Linked DNA regions of Homo sapiens: region 2 is linked to region 1. A link is an interaction called in ENCODE POLR2A ChIA-PET data of the cell type or tissue named here. Cell type or tissue: CD4-positive, alpha-beta T cell. All regions are shown on one strand. Links, peaks and the distances in the headings refer to the core of each region. The heading gives the core; the rest is flanking DNA.

Region 1 (8,300 bases), core at 1,226-6,225:
CTGATGTCAGAAGTCCAAAATGGGTCTTACCAGGCTAAAATCAGGGTGTGGTAATGCTGTCTTCCTTCTGGAGGCTCTAGGGAAGAATGGTGTACCTTTTCCAGCTTCTAGAGGCCACCTGACTTGGGCTCGTGATCCCTTTCTCCATCTTCAAAGCTGGCAGCATAACATCTTCAAATCTCTTTCTCTGCTTCCATTGTCCTATTTCTTCTGTGATTCTTATAAAGATCCTTATGATTACACTGGGCCCATCCAGGTAATCTAGGACGATCTCAAGGTCCTTAATTTAATCACATCTGCAAAGTCCCCTTTGTCATGTAAAGTAGCATATTCACAGCTTCCGGGATTAGGATGTGGACATTTGGGGAACCTATTATTCTTCCTACCACAGGATCTTTTAAGAACTGGAGAAATAGCAGTAAGGACAAACAGAGATCACTTTTGGCTGCATAAATGGGTAGATTTTTAAGAACTGCCTAGAACTCAAAAATGAGGCTTCCAGAGTTTTATCCCACCACCTCAAAAAAAAGCAGATTTCAGGTAAGAATTCTGGTTAACTTTCCCTGCTACCCTCTGTTTCCCTTCTCCAAACCCCCCACCCCAACCCCATTCCCAATAAAATGCAGCTACCTAACAAAGGCCATAATGCTTTCTATAGTAAGTAAATTCTGGGGAAAATTAGAAATATGGTTTTCCAATTTTTGTCAAAAAAAATCATTTATAATTTTTTAAAGAGGGGAAAAGGCCTTAAATATGTTGAAGCACTGCCACTCATTTCTTTTCTTAGTTGGGACATGCATATACCCGTAGGCACACATTCACAAGGCTGACATTGCCCTCTAATTGGAAATCCTCTTAAAGAAGGAAAGAGAAACTTGTTGATCTCCCTTTCATTATCCTTGGGAATAAAATCCTGCAAACAGACAGGTGTCATGATGCAGAAACCTTTTCAGAAATTCCCCAGGATGAATATCCCATTTTCTCTACCATTTCTTTCTTTTTTTTTTTTTTTTTTTTTTTGAGATGGAGTTTTACTCTTGTTGCCCAGGCTGGAGTGCAGTGGCGTGATCTTGGCTCACTGCAACCTTTGCCTCCTGGGTTCAAGCGATTCTCCTGCCTCAGCCTCCTGAGTAGCTGGGATTACAGGCATGTGCCACCACACCTGGCTAATTTTTGTATTTTTTTAGTGGAGACAGGTTTCACTATGTTGGCCAGGCTGGTCTTGAACTCCTGACCTCAGATGATCCGCCCGCCTCAGCCTGCCAAAGTGCTGGGATTGGAGGCGTGAGCCAGAGCACCCGGTCCTTCCTCTACCATTTCTAATCACCCTATGGATGGGGGATTCTCTTCCTCCTAAGGTCCCACCTCCTGCTGCTTGCAATTGCAAAGGAGATACTTTGATAGATTACAAATTGTTTTCAGTAGCTGACCTAGACATAACATCACCACTTCCTGATTATATTGATATGTGTTTCTATTATTTGCTTATTTGCGCCTCCAGAAACAATTCTTTTTTGTTGTTTTACTATAAACAGCATTGCAAGGTCTCTGTATTAAATCATAATTATTTACCCATGCAGTTCATGCACCTTTGTCCCTGGGGAATCTGGTGACGTGAATTTACAGGAACGTCAGGGTATTTCTCACCAACAGTTTCCTGTTATTGATATGCTTTTGTTTAGTTGTGATCTTTTTTTTAAGCATTCAGTTTCTCAAGGGAAAAATAAACAGGCATGTGACAATTATCACAGTCATGGGATCTCATCTGGGGACCTCACGTATGTGTTTTCATCAGGGACTGGCCCCTCTGGCAAGGCCAAACACTGTGAAATTGTATAAGCAGACAATTGGTTATCATTCATTCGTTCTCTCAGTTTTCCCACATGCTTCAGATAGCTATCTTAGTAAATAAATACACATTATACTTTGTAGAAGAAATTCCACAGTCTCAAAAGAGACTGTAGTAAAATAGAAAAAAAATTATAAGAGATGGATCGATAAGAAATCATTGATTTTTCTAAGCTCTGAAGTACAGAAATCCAAGGTTGGACTTTTCAATTATGAAGTAATTATGTTAGTTAACACTGTCATGAGCCTAAGTGTTCTTGCCAACTAACGTAGAAAATTGTAGTACTTAATTACTGAATTGAGACTTCACAACACTTGGAAAGATATTAAATGTACCTAAGTTTTCCGTCTCTCTTTATTATTACTCAAATATACATTCATCATGATTTTCAATGTCTACTTTTAATTGAGAAATGAGAATCCTTATCCTCAAAAACATTCCAGAAAGTGTAGTGGTTTTTCTAAATCCTGTCTTCTATATCAATATGCTATAAAACGTGAGCTGAAAACTGACATTAGCAAACAACTTTCTAAAACTATGCTGTCCTGGGTGGTAGCCACCAGCCACATGTGGCTATTTAAATTCAAATTAATTTGATTAATTTGCTAGAGGCCATGATATGGGACAGCACAGATCACTGAACATCTTCATCATTACACAAAGTTCTATTGGGCAGCCCTGTTCTAAGAAGCAGACTCAACATGCAATAAGTAGAAAGCTAATACCTTTTGAAGTACATTTACTGGCGGAAATTGCAGCTAAACTTTTCTTATGTTTGAAAATTGTTTACTTTCAATAAGGTGGCCCCCTTAAACCTAACACCTCCTCTCCTCAGGTTTTATTCCCTTCAGAAGTGTATAAAGTATGTAGAGCTGGTAAGCCTGGAAAATGAATCAAGAATATAAAAAGGTATTGTGAAGCAACAGTATATCCTGCAGGAATAGTGCTCATCGTGGCTGACTGACAATTTGCCTGATGCAAATTGTCAAATGTATTTGTCATAATGTCATTCTTCCTCCCTCCTTTAAAATGTCAAACAAGCACAGGTTTAGGTGAATATTATAGCATGTAAATATAGAAGTCAGTTGTCTGAAAATTCCCTTTATGATATGTTTACCCTTGGCATCAAACCCCGTCCTTCTACAGTCTCTCAAATTTTATCACCTTCATTCCCACTCCCAGACTTACCTCTAGCCTGGTGACTCCTTAAATACACTAAAGAGAAAACAGAAAAATTCTCCAGTTCAAATTTTGAGTCCTGGATCTGCCACTTACCTTGAGTCATATGACCTTGGGGAAGCTACTTCACCTTTCTGAGCAACAGCTTCTCACTCCTACAACATGTACGGTGCTGCTAAGAATACCTACTCTACAAGGCCTTGCTTGTGAAGGCCTAATGGGGTGATAGGTGTGACAGCGCCAAGTGAGTCACAGAGCACAACACAAATGCAAGTGGCTATTATCGCTAGTTCAGTTACTTTTCTTTGTTGACCATGAGGTTCTGAGAGCCACAGCACCTGGGAGTCCCATAAAAGGACAAATTGAATCACTGATTTTCTCAATGTATGGAAAGCCCAAGGAAAACTGGACTCGTCAACTCATCATCAACCGTAGGATGCAATTTTCAGCTTAGAGATGTATAAAGTAATACTGAACATCAACAAATGCTTGATCGAGACCATACAAATCTTGGCCAGTAGGGGTCTCTGAACATTGCACACTGAAGCTCTTTATTAAAACTAATGTAATCTAATTACTTAAATCATCTAATCTGGGTATTTTGTTCAAAAGTCTGTGCACCTGAGTTGAAATGTTCTGTTTCAGCTGGGCACGGGGGCTCATGCCTGTAATCCTGACAGTCTGAGAGGATGAGGCAGGCGAATTGCTTGAGCTCAACATGGTGAGCGTGGTGGGTATGGTGGCATGCACCTGTGGTGCCAGCTACTCAGGAGGCTGAGGCAGGAGGATCGCTCGAACTAGGAGGAAAAATGTTCTGTTTCAGTCCTTCATAGCATCATGACTTTTTGCCGCCCTTTAAATTAATTAAATTTTTTTTCATCTTTTCTTCTCTACTAGCTCTTTAGTTATATATTTTGAAATGTTTTAGTAGTTATCCTAGAGATTTGAATATGATTCTTACTTATTTCGGTTTACTCTAAATTGCTGCCTTTATGGCTTAAGAATTTTATAAAAATTTATAGCTTTTTCTTCCTTTTTGCTACTGTTTTTATATTTTGTACCTCTTTTATATTATAAATGCTATAAGGTATTATTATTTTTGCTATTTCAAACAGCCATTATTTCATTGTTCTGGCTTTATTGAGGAATAATTGACATAAATTGTCTATTTTTTTAAAAAACTCTGTTAAATAAGTAGTAATATAAATAAATGTAAACATAACAGGATAAATAAAATCACAGTGTAGCAAGAAAGAACAGAGGGAACATTTATCCAAATAGAGCATTTCTCATTTATAGACATTCGTTCTGTTTTTCCACTCAAGCTTCACTAAAATATTCTTTTCCAAGCAAAAAGAAAAATAACTTTCTTCTGTTCCTTTTGTACTAGTCACCTCAGATTTGGTTCTAGGAAAAGGATCTCCCTGTTGATGAAAGAATGATTTATTTTCCAGTTCGTGAAATGAAACTCTTGCCAGGACTCTACCAGCAAGGCAGTTCACACAGCAAAATCTCTGACCAGGCTTCCAGCAAGCCCCTGTTGCTCCCTCCCACTGTTGGGAGATTTACATGGTCAGGCTGAAGTTCACAGAGCCAAGTTCTTAGACACCTGAACAGGGCACTGCTCTACAGTTCCTTTTTTCCAGCGTGAAATTTATTTCTTGGAGGTAATTACCTTAACTATTCCTCAATTTCTTCATCTGCACATTGTCTGTCTCAAAAGGGATATAGTGAAGACTGCATACATTGTCCCATTTAGAGTGCCAGCATGGTGCTTGGCATGTGGTAGAGGTACAATAAATATAAATGACTTTCTTCTCCTTCTTGCATTTGCATAGTCAATTCAATTTAATAAGCCTTGATTGAATGTGCAAGATCCAGCTAGCACGAGGAGGGGAGAAATGATAAACACAATGGTCTTTACTCTTGAGCCATTTACACTCTAACAGGGAGAAAAAACAAGCACACAACTATCACTTGAAGCAGAATGTGACAAGAGCCTAAGAGGGTAACAAGCAAACCTGTATGGAAGCACAGAGGAAGGAGAAAGTGTTTCAGGCTGGGGAGTTTCTGATGGTTTCATGCAGTGGGGGGCATCAGCCCTATCTTTTAAAGAGTCCTTAGATATCTGTGGTGCAGATGGGGAAGAAGGGCTTGAAACAGTGGATGAACAGAAGGAGTAAAACCATGGGAGGCAAAGTAAAGGGTTTTAGGAAATGGAGGTGGGGGTAGACCTGGAAGTTTGAAAAGGGCTATGTATGAGGAGAGGTGCCAGAGGTTGGGCTGGAAGAGAAGAGCATGGACAAGATTGAAACAGCATTGAATGTTGTGCACACTTTAGACCTTATATCCAGAGCCAGGGCCTCTCGGCCTTTTCCTTGTCATGGCACACATAGAAAATAACCATGTCTGTATAGTACACTGGGGTGAATGGATGAGCTTGCCTTTGGCTGCACCATAGCTTGGAGCTGCCCCAAATGCCGAGGGGATCAATATCTCAGCACATCTGTAACCAATTTGTGGCATGCCTGGATCCCATGGCACACAGGGCAGAGGAGTAGAATCTCTGCTCGAAGCAATGGGGCCAAGGGAGGCTTTTTGAACAGAGATGTTACAATACCAGAACTTCCTACTAAATTGTCAACATTCCAAACCATGGGTATATACGTCATGGCTGAAGTCCAGAAAGTAATGGATATCTACAGGGAAAAAGATATCAGTGTGCATTGGACTTCTGTTTGGCCTTCTATTTGCAAAGTGAATTGTTTAAATAAGGGTGCCTGACAATAATATCTTAATACATAGAAACACAATTTATCTCTAGCTTCCTGGTAGGAAATGCACAACTTGTAAAATCAAAACATATTTATATCTGAATGGCCTAAATCAAATTATCACTCTTCCAGAATAAGAAAGTTACAGAAATAAACTTGGTAATAATTTTTCCTAACTGCAAAATCTTTGCTTAAGTTTCGTGTTTTGGCAGAAACATATATTCTCAATTTTTCTGACACTTCTCTTTAGAGAAATTTTAAATATATACACAAAACTGAAATTTATGAAGGAAAAAGCCTTGTATCAAGCCTGAAAGAAACATCCAAGTTTTGCTTTTCAAACCACTTAGGGGTTGAGGGACTCTGTGCTTAGCCAGGCTGTTCTAACCTTTTCCAAAATCCCTATGACTTTTCAGTCATTTTGCCTTTCTTTATGTTAACCTCCATTGGTGCTTTACAGAAAGACCTGTCATGCATGAATCTAATGAGTAGGAGATAGAAAACAGAGGTGGACTCTAAAATAAAGCAGACAGTGATATTTTTTGTCTCTATGCCATCTTTAATGAAGATGATGAAAACTAAGTTAAAATATTTAATACAGAAAAAATTAAAAATAGATATGATAATTTCTCTCTTGGATTCTCTCTCTCTCCTCTCTCTTATTCTCTCTCTCTCCTCTCTCTCATTTTCTCTCTCTCTATCTCTCTCTCTCTCCCCTGCCCTCTTATTTTAGTGGATGGAGTTTCAATTCCTACTTAGATAATGCCATCTTTCATTGTTTTATCTCAGAAGTTGAAGATATTTTTAAATAGGCCTGAACTGCTAGAAAAAAGAATTAAATATGAGTTGTCAAGTTATTACAACAAAACTACTAGACGTACTTGATATAAATACAAAGACATGCTTGAGGAATGGGCAAAGATTTCATAACAAAGATGCCCAAAGCAATTGCAACAGAAGCACGAATTGACAAATGGGATCTGATTAAACTTAAGAGCTTCTGCACAGCAAAGTAAACTATCAACAGAGTAAACAGACAACCTACAGAATGGGAGAAAAATTTTGCAAACTATGCATCTGACAAAGCTCAATATCTGGCATCTATAAGGAACTTAAACAAATTTGCAAGAAAAAAAGACCCCCTTAAAAGTAGGCAAAGGACATGAACAGACACTTTTCTAAAGAAGATATACATGTGGCAAAAAAGCATATGAAAAAAAAGCTTAAGATCAATCATTAGAGAAATGCAAATCAAAACCACAATGAGATGCCATCTCACACCAGTTAGAATGGCTATTACTAGAAAGTCCAAAAATAACAGATGCTGGCAAGGTTGAGGAGAAAAGTGAACACTTATACACTGTTGGTGGGAGTGTAAATTAGTTCAATCATTGTGGAAAGCAATATAGCAATTCCTCAAAGAGCTAAATACAGAAATAGCATTTGACCCGGCAATCCCATTACTGGGTATATACCCAGAGGAATATAAATCATTCTATCATAATGACACATGTGTATGTTCACTGCAGCACTATTCACAATAGCAAATACATGGAATCAAACTAAATGCCCATCAATGGTAGACTGGATAATGAAAATGTGGTTCATATACACCATGGAATAGTATGCAGCCATAAAAAAGAAAGAGATCGTGTCATTTGCAGGAACATGGATGGAGGTGGAGGCTACCATCCTTAGCAAACTGATGCAGAAACAGAAAACCAATTCACTTATACGTGGGAACTAAATGATAAGAACTTATGAACACAAAGAAGGACACAACAGACGCTAGGGCCTACTTGAGGGTGGAGGGTGAGAGGAAGGAAAGGAACAGAAAAGATAACTATCCAATATTAGATTTAGTACCTGGGTGATGAAATAATCCGTCAACAAACCACCATTATATGAGTTTACCTACATAACAAACCTGCACATGTACCCCGGAAACTAAAATAAAAGTTAAAAAAAATAAAAATAACAAGAATTTAAAAGTTGAACTCAAAAGAAAGATCTGCTTGGATGTATATATGTAAATATATGTCTATATAAATGTACATAATAATGGTGTGCTGGATGCAGCTTCTACTGGCTCAAGAAGGCCAAGGTATGTGTCTCTTCCCAGCCCTAAGTCCAGTGGCATACAGGTAGCTGTAATCATCCATGGTAGAATATTTATACCATAGAAATCATCATACAAAACTAGTTGGGGATTTTTCCCCCTGAGAACTGGTTGTTAGACATTTACCAGCACGCACTGAGTGTATATGCACATATGTACACCAGAGAATCTAGGTATGTGTGTGTGTGTGTGTGTGTGTGTATATATATTCATATTCATATATGTATATATACAGATATATGTTTTGATGGCTAAGTAGAGTGAGAACAGATGAAGACTATGAGACTTCATCATCAAGGAAACAATGTGAGCAGTGACAAGGAGAGTGCTGATGTCCAGTGTGTACTTTAGGAACACAGAATCATGTGTTGCAGCCAGG
Region 2 (8,300 bases), core at 1,450-6,449, 120 kb after region 1:
CACCAGGAAAACACACATAAAATGCCTCCATTGAAAATAAAACCAGTTTACATAAATGTATAGTCAGTTCTGAAGCTTATTTTCACATAAACGTAATTTTAATCTAGATGTAGTCTTTTTTAAATTTAGCATTCTTTTATAAACTCTTTACCATGTAACAAAAAAGTCCACATGGTCATCATCATAACAACTGTCTTGGGTTGGGTCCCTCCAAAAAGCAGGTGCTGAGACATGGATGTGAGTACAAATAGTTCTTTTAGGAGGTAATCCCAAGAAATACTTGCAGAAAACTGGGAAAAATGAGGAAACCAGTGAAGGATATGTTATTGGGCAAGTTACCACTGTGAGTCACCAGGGCTCAATCCCCACTGGGGACCCCGGGAGACAGTGTGGAACACACCCTAGAGTTAACCCAACCAAGGGGTGAAGCAGCTGGGGTATTTATTCACTAACTCCCATCGGCAAATGGCTGAGAGATGCTTCCAGGGGGTTTTAATCCTCAGCATTTTAAGGCTGCTCTGCGAAGGGGCTCAGAGGGCTTTGACACTCAGAGAAAGCTCATTGGCAAAGATTTGCAGGTGCTTACAGTTGGAAGTGACTGGATAGCAAGCATATGAATGGGAAGTCCTGAGGTTGTGTGGTCATGGCACAAGAGAATCAGGTGAAATAACTGTATAATATTTCATCATATTACTATACTACCATTTTTCTATTTGCTTTGAGAACAGACTTTAATTGTCCAAGTTTTAGAAAGAAGTCAGTTAGTATAACACTCATGTGAAACTTAGAATAGGTACCTAAGAGTTGTATTAAATTGTTTTATAATTAACATTGTAGAAAGATGAATGCATTGTTTTTGTTCAAAAGTTGTTCATTCACTCTACACTCATTAAGATGACTATAATTAAAAGAAAGAAAGTGACAAGTATTGGGGAAGATGTAGACAGATCAGAACCCTTGCCCACTGTTGAGTGGGAATGTAAATTGTGCAGCCACTGTGGAAAACAGTATGGTAGTTCAGCAAAAAAATTTAAATTGAATTAGCATATGATCCAGCAATTCCCCTCCTGGGTATATACTCAAGAGAATTAAAAGCAGGGACTTAAACAGATAAATATTCATATTCCCCTGCTAAGAGTAGCTTTATGCACAGTAAACAAAAGATGGAAGCAACCCAAATGTCTATCAATGCATGAATGGATAAAGTGTGGTCTGTACATATAATGGAATATTATTCAGCCATAAAAAGGAAATATGGCATATTCTATTACATAGGTGAGCCTTGAGGATATTATGCTAAGTGAAATAAGCCAGTCTCAAAAGAACAAATACTGTCTGTATAATTCTACTTATATGAGGTACCTAGAGTAGTCAAATTTACAGAGACAGAAAGAAGGGTAGTTTCCAGGGGCTGAGAGAGTGGGGAATGGAGAGTTATTGTTTAATGAGTATACAGTTTCAATTTTGGAAGATGAAAAAAGCTCTGGAGATGGCTGGTAGCAACGGTTGCCCAACAATGTAAATGGACTTAATGCCATCAAACTGTACACTTAAAAATGGTTAAAATGGTAAATTCCATTTGTATAAGTCTTACTTTAATAAAAAGAATCCTGCAAAAAATTTAAAAATAAAAATAAGCAAATGAACTATTACAGGCCACAACATGAAGTTTTTTAAGCAAAAAAGATGTACATTAATTTCCTCAATATCTGCCATGCTGTACATACTTAGCTTTTTGAAATAGCATCTAGAGCCTGTGAAAATAGCAATAGACATTTTGGGGCTCTCTGATGTTCTTGCCATCCTTACTCTAAATTCATTCACACCCAAAGTCTTCCTCGTGCTAGAATAAAGCCAGCATTCGATCCAAAAATACAACAGTTTGACCTGAGCTCTTCCGCCAAGATACAGTTCACTTGCAGTTGTGTGTTTCTAATGTTGGTGAAGAAAAGCCAGGAGCCTTCAATGTCCAGAAAGAGTTGGCAACACGGGTTGGCCAGTGGTGTCTATGTTGAGAGCTGGTTCACCTGCCCTCTTCAGAATGGTTGTCAAAATCTGTTCAGGAAGCCCTCAAGGAAGGCAGTTTTCAGGCTAGCCTATTGGTCCCCTCCCCCAGAGTATGTTAGTTCAGCATCTGTCTCAGAACAAGAACTCAGTAAATATCTCACAAATTAATGAATAAATAATTAAACCAATGAATAAATAAATGAAATTCTACAAGAAAAGTCCAACAAGCCTGGAAAAAAGCTGTGCCACCATTAGTTATTCTAATACCCCTGCTCCCCCGTCACTGAAGGAAATAGATGCTGCACTGGGAGGACATGTCATCTTCATCAAACCCCTGCCCGGTGGAAACACCAGGCAGGCAATAAGCCCCACAGAGCCCTCTCTCTGCACATTCCCATCCCTGTGCCTCACAGTCCCTTCCAACATAGGAGCCTGAGGATAGATCACAAACTTCCCAGCTGTTCCCTAGAGCCCTATCACCCAAGAAGGAGAAGGAGCTATGAGGAGGAGGCTGGGGTGGTAAGACTTGGGACCCCCACATGTATACACACATAGTCAGAGCAGCTCTGACTTTCATCTATTTTATATTTTAGTTTTCCACAGAAGATTCAATGAGGTGGGCAAGTTTCCTCTCAAAAAAAAAAAAGAAAGAAAGAAAACACTGGTCTAGCTGCATATTACATGACTATAATCTCCCAGAGGGCAAGAGACTGGAATTGTACCACCATCCCCTAATACCTGGTACAATGCCATGAACTTGATCGGGAAGTGTCTTGGGGCATCAGGCAAGAAGTGCCAATTACCTGGGTCCTAATCCCAGCTCCAACATAAACCTGCTGGGCAAGCTACATGATAAATACTGTTCCATCTTTACTCTTTAAAAAGTGCCACTCTGGAGATTTTTCTACACTAACATCTCCTCATGAATACCTCATTCATGATTTTATCAGCTTAGTTGAAATGTTTTATTTTAGCTGAAGACATCTGAATCGAGCCTTCACTTTCACATTCGGTCAGCATCCTGCACACATGCATATGCACACGCTCTCACCCGCTCCATTCCCCAACACCGCAACCCACATCCCACCACACCCCGCATCCCATCCTGCCGCCCAGGGCACCCTGGGACTCCCCTGCATCCCTCTTTAGATGCCAATTAAGAAAATAAATAGTTCTTATTATCCACTTACCCTTAAATACCTTCCTTGAGAAGTACTTACATCGTTTTTAATGAAGTGATCTGGTGGACAAAGCAAAAACTAATCCAAATTGCCAAGAGCCCCCAGAAGTCCCAATAATTAGTTCTATTCTATTCTCCCATAATGTAAGATATGGTTTTTAGCCTCTAAATATTTACTATTTATTATAGTAAGATGTGGTGTATCTAACTCAAACAGCTAGCGAGCTACCACTCTGCCCAACAGCTGTGCTTTCAAGTGGTTCAGTACATAACCACAAACACTGTGGCTGTATTGCTCTCTGTAAACACTATAAAAAGTCAAATATGCCTATATGCTTCTCAAGTTCACTCAGACCAAAAAAAAACTCACCTGTCCCATATACTATCAATAAAATAACTCCAAAAAGTCCAAATAAATGCAGAATAAACATTTAAAATACTCTAGGCTGGATATCTTTTTACATTGTAATTCACTGTAATTAGTCAAATCCTGTCAGAATGTTGATACAGGATATTTGGTGAACTGGTCAAGTTTAATCATCTCTCTAAAATGAATGGCAAGAATATATTAATATATTATAAGGTCACTCTCCTGTCAAAGGTACAATTAATATAGACAGCACAGGTAAGCCACCAAGGACTCCAAAAGTACAGAGAATAATGTAGAAACCTTTCCATATCTGTCAGCCCCTATCACCAGTTAACTATCAAATTTTGCCAATTCAACTACTTTTGAAAGGTCAATTTATAAATGTCTTATACTATAATCTTTTGTATGTGTGTTCACAGAAAATCAAACAGGCATGTGGCTGTTTGGGGGCAGAGAAATTAGAAGAGAGCACTATCCCCTCTGACGGGGCAGGTACTGCCTCATATGTTGCTTTGGGCTAAAACCCTGGGTCTCTAGGTGCTGAGAGAAGCTAGAAGGAAGGATGACAAAGTCTGTAATTCCTGGGAAATGAGACAGGCAGCATAGCCCATCCAGGCTCTGACTCACTTGGAGACCTTCTCTCTTCTGGCTCCATCCATCCCCCACGTCAATCATAACAAAGAGGAAATCAGCTTTGCCCTCGGGGATGCATCTGGCAACAATTATGATTTGGGGGTGAGTCCAGGTTTAGTTAGGGTATAGGAGGTGCACTGACATTTGCTGAGTGCCAACTATGTGCCATGCAACACTTTACCTTAGTACCTCTCTACCCTGACAACCAGTTCATCATCACCTGGAAAACAGGAAGGAAACGTGGGAAGGCCTGGGACCACTCCAAACCAAGTATTTCACAGTCAGAACAATTACTTTACCGTAATCCTCTCAACAGCCTCATAAACTAGGTACTGCTGTGCTCAGATATGACATAGACATTAAACAGCAGGGCCAGAATTTAGAGCCATGGCTATCTTCTTTCTAAAGTCCTACTCTTTTCCCTGACCGCAGCACTAGAGACTAGCTAGTCTGGTCCTCATTTAGACCATACAATCAATTCAGAAAGTAACTAGATACTTCATATGTATTTTAAATGGAATAAATGAATATATCATGTTCTAAAACTTGAATTAGAAAGGTAAGTTTGTCCAAGTAGATCAGATTAATGAAACAAAGAATCAGACTGCAAATGTAGGCCCAGGTTAACAAAGAGTGCAAAGCCTTTCATTCCTTCACTGTGGATAAAATGTTCACTCTATTCGTCATCTCTTCAAATATTCTTCAGTCTCCTTGCCTGTTTTCTGACTGGGATTCCAATTACATCACTGTTAGTTTGATATTGTCCCACAGCTCTTGGATAGTCTGCTCTGAGTTTATTTTTGTTTTGTCTTGGTTTTCACTTTTTTTCCTTTGTGCTTCAGTTGGGGCAATTTCTACTGACTTGTCTTCAAGTACCCTACTTCCTCAGCACAGTCACGTCTGCTACTGAGAATAACAAAGTTATTAGTCTTTCACTGTGTTTTTCATCTCCAGCATTTCCATTTGGTCCCTTTTTATGGTCTCCATCTCTCTGTCAATACCCTTATATGTTCATCCATGCTATCCCCCTTTTGCACTGGACACTTTAATATATTAATCATTACTACTTAAATTTTCTTTCTGATAATTCTAACATCAGAGTCATATCTGAGTCTGATTCTTTTGGTGCAGGACAGGGGCAGCCCTACACCCTGCATCTGGTGAAGGATGTGTAGGAACAGGATTTCCCTGAAGTGGGGTGGGTGGGAGAAAGGTAATTGCAACTTGCTTGATTTTCTGACCTGTGGACTTAGAATGAACTTTGTCATGAGAACAGACTTTTATGGGGTTCCCACCAAATCTTTCTGGTTGCAATTTGGTCAGTTAGATGTGGTCTAGGACTGGAGGTTTCTATGTGGTGGGTTTTCTACGTAATGAAGCTGCTAGACCATTCTGCCCACCCCTGCTCCCCAGCCCAATGGAAGGTCTGCATCTCATGTCATCCCACGAGGCCACTCACTGCCTCTCACTATTCTGCGCCTCTCATGATCACTTGCACAGTCCCCTCATTTCTTTTTTATTAACCACTTTATTGAGATATAATTTCCATACCATAGAATTTACCATTTAAAATGTACAGTTCAATGATTTCGGGTATATTACATTATTAATTTGAAAAATTTTTGTAAATGTAGGTAGCGAACTTTGCCATTTTAACCATTTTTAATTGTATAATTCAGTGGCATTAATTATATTCACAATGTTATGCAACCATCACTACTATGTATTTCTAAAATTTTTTCATCACCCTAAACAGAAACTCTGTAATCATTAAACAACAACTCCTCGTTCCCCTCTCTCTCTAGCCCCTCATAGCTTCTAATCTACTTTCTGTGTCCATGGATTTGCCTATTCTAGGTATATTATGTAACTAGAATCATACAATATTTGTCCCTTGATCTGGCTTATTTCACTTAGCACAATGTCTTCAAGGTTTATCACATTGTAGCATGGATCAAATCTTCATCCTTTCCTATGACTGGGTAATATTCCATTGTTTATCCACTCATCTGTTGAAGGACATTTGGGTTATATCCACCTTTTGGTTATTGAGAATAATGCTGTACAAGAGTCTGTTCTAGTCCTGGCTTTCAGTCTCTTTGAGTATGTTCCTAGGAGTGAAATTGCTGGGTCATATGGTAATTCTATGCTTAGCTTTTTGAGGAACCCTCTCATTTCTTGATAATTTAAACCCTAGCTTATTGCTACCTTTTCTATCACTATTTTTGTCTTAATAATTGGTGATTTCAATATCCTTTCAGCACCTGGCCTTTCAATTCCTTAAACTCTTCTCCTTCACCTCAATAGCTTGTCCTTCACACTATTTCACTTATCTCCTACTCCCCTCCACCCACTGTGGTCATTCCCTAGACCTGTCATCAGCACTAAGGGCATCTCCGGAATCTCCATTTCAGTAGTCTCTCCAGTACCAGGTAGAGCAAATCCTTCAACTCTGCAGGAACTCCAATTCTTTGACCCTACCACCTTTTCACACTTCCTTGGTCTTTTCATGTCTTAACTTCCCCCCACACACCAAGCTTGAATTCCATAATCACTTATTTTCTTCTTTATTTATTTATTTATTTAGAGATGGAGCCTTGTTCTGTCACCCAGGCTGGAGTGCAGTGGCGCAATCTTGGCTCACGGCAACCTCCACCTTCCAGGTTCAAGCGATTCTCCTGCCTCAGCCTCCCAAGTAGCTGGGATTACAGGCGCCTGCCACCACGCCCAGCTAATTTTTGTACATAATCACTTATTTTCAATCACTGCTGTGCCTACACTTTCAATTCCAGGGTCCTTTTATCACTTGGTTGTGTTTGCTTAGAAAACTACCACCCTAGTTAAAATAAACTCTTCACCTGTAACTCATCATAGGCATCTAAGAAAAATCACACAACTCCTTGGCCTTATCTTAATTAATGACCATGAACCTTAAATGGGTCTTGAATGCCTCCTGGCAATCAGTATTACATTTCCTTAGTTCTTTCATTTTCCCTGTTCTTCTAAATGACTGTTTCATACTTTCTCCTCTCTCCACAAACCTGCAATATCCACTCCGCATTCTCACTTTGAGCTGATGACCTGGCTCCCTATGCACTGAGGAAATTGAAGTAGTCAGAATGGGACTTTTACAGACTCCCTCCACCACATCCACCCACCTACCATGTCTGCACTTGCACACTCCACTTCCCATCTATAACTGTAGACAGACTCTCTGCGCTCCCATCCAGGACCCGCTCCTCCACTTTGCACAGGACCCATCCCCCTCACTTATTTGAACATTATACCACCAATTCTTCCTTTTTGTAAACCTACCTCAAATTTCCCTTTCTACAGAATCAGTCCCTCTAACATCAAATACACTGTTATTCCTCTCACCTTAAAAATAGCCTCCCTTTGCACTCCAGCCTGGGTGACAGAGCGAGACTCCATCTCAAAAAAAAAAAAAAAAAAGTCTCCCTTGGCCTCACTTTTCTTCCCAATTACTTCCTGCACCATGAGGCAAGACAAGTAGAGAAGCCCATTGCCAGCCCCACACTCCAATCCAGCCCACTGTTTCCTGGCCCTGCCCCCAAATTCCTCTTATCATCTCTTTGTGGAAACTCATTATCACTGAACAAACTAATTTTAACCCCTCTTATCTGTTCCTTCCCTTCCATCCCCACAGCCTCTGTTAGTACAGATCTGTTCTATAATTTCCTAACTAATTACCCTGCTCTAGCCTCACTTCCTCCTCCATCACTGGAAACTTTCAGCCTCCCCCTGCTAATATGAGTTTCTGTCATTCCCTCCCATTAAACACTTCCATCCTTAGTAAGCATTCACTCTAGGTTAAAATTGGGTATTGCTATGAAAACACTGCTCCAAGATACTTTCCAAATTCCCCCTTCCAACAGATTGCTGCTCCTTAAACCTCCTAGATACAGACATTCCAGAGCTGCCACTGCCTCCACATTGGTGTCAGAGTGGTCTCTCTAATGAAGACAGAATCCTATGCCTGCTTCAAACTCTTCACTGGCTCCCCATTGTCCTGTGAGAGTCTATCTACCTTATTTGCCATGGTGCTGAAAGTTCTCCATAATGTTCCTCTCTCTCTAACCTCATCTCTTA

Evidence for each region. Peaks named below come from ENCODE experiments on the same cell type or tissue, not always from the same donor. Only the 100,000 strongest peaks of a DNase experiment are listed, where the experiment ranks them.
Region 2: POLR2A ChIA-PET joins it to region 1 with 11 read pairs; 1 of 35 experiments calls an interaction of 5 or more read pairs at or near these places.

What each region holds. Positions count from the first base shown.
Region 1 is chr5:54,940,906-54,949,205 of GRCh38, forward strand. No RefSeq gene overlaps it. Among named protein-coding and RNA genes, the nearest start is that of ESM1, 41 kb to the right of the region's middle. In CD4-positive, alpha-beta T cell, for the core only: CTCF peaks have their summits at 3,570 (motif pointing right) and 3,775; a DNase peak (open chromatin) is centred at 3,546.
Region 2 is chr5:55,059,172-55,067,471 of GRCh38, forward strand. No RefSeq gene overlaps it. Among named protein-coding and RNA genes, the nearest start is that of GZMK, 39 kb to the left of the region's middle. In CD4-positive, alpha-beta T cell, for the core only: no CTCF peak of the experiment used is centred there; DNase peaks (open chromatin) are centred at 3,060 and 3,430; H3K4me3 peaks cover 852 bases.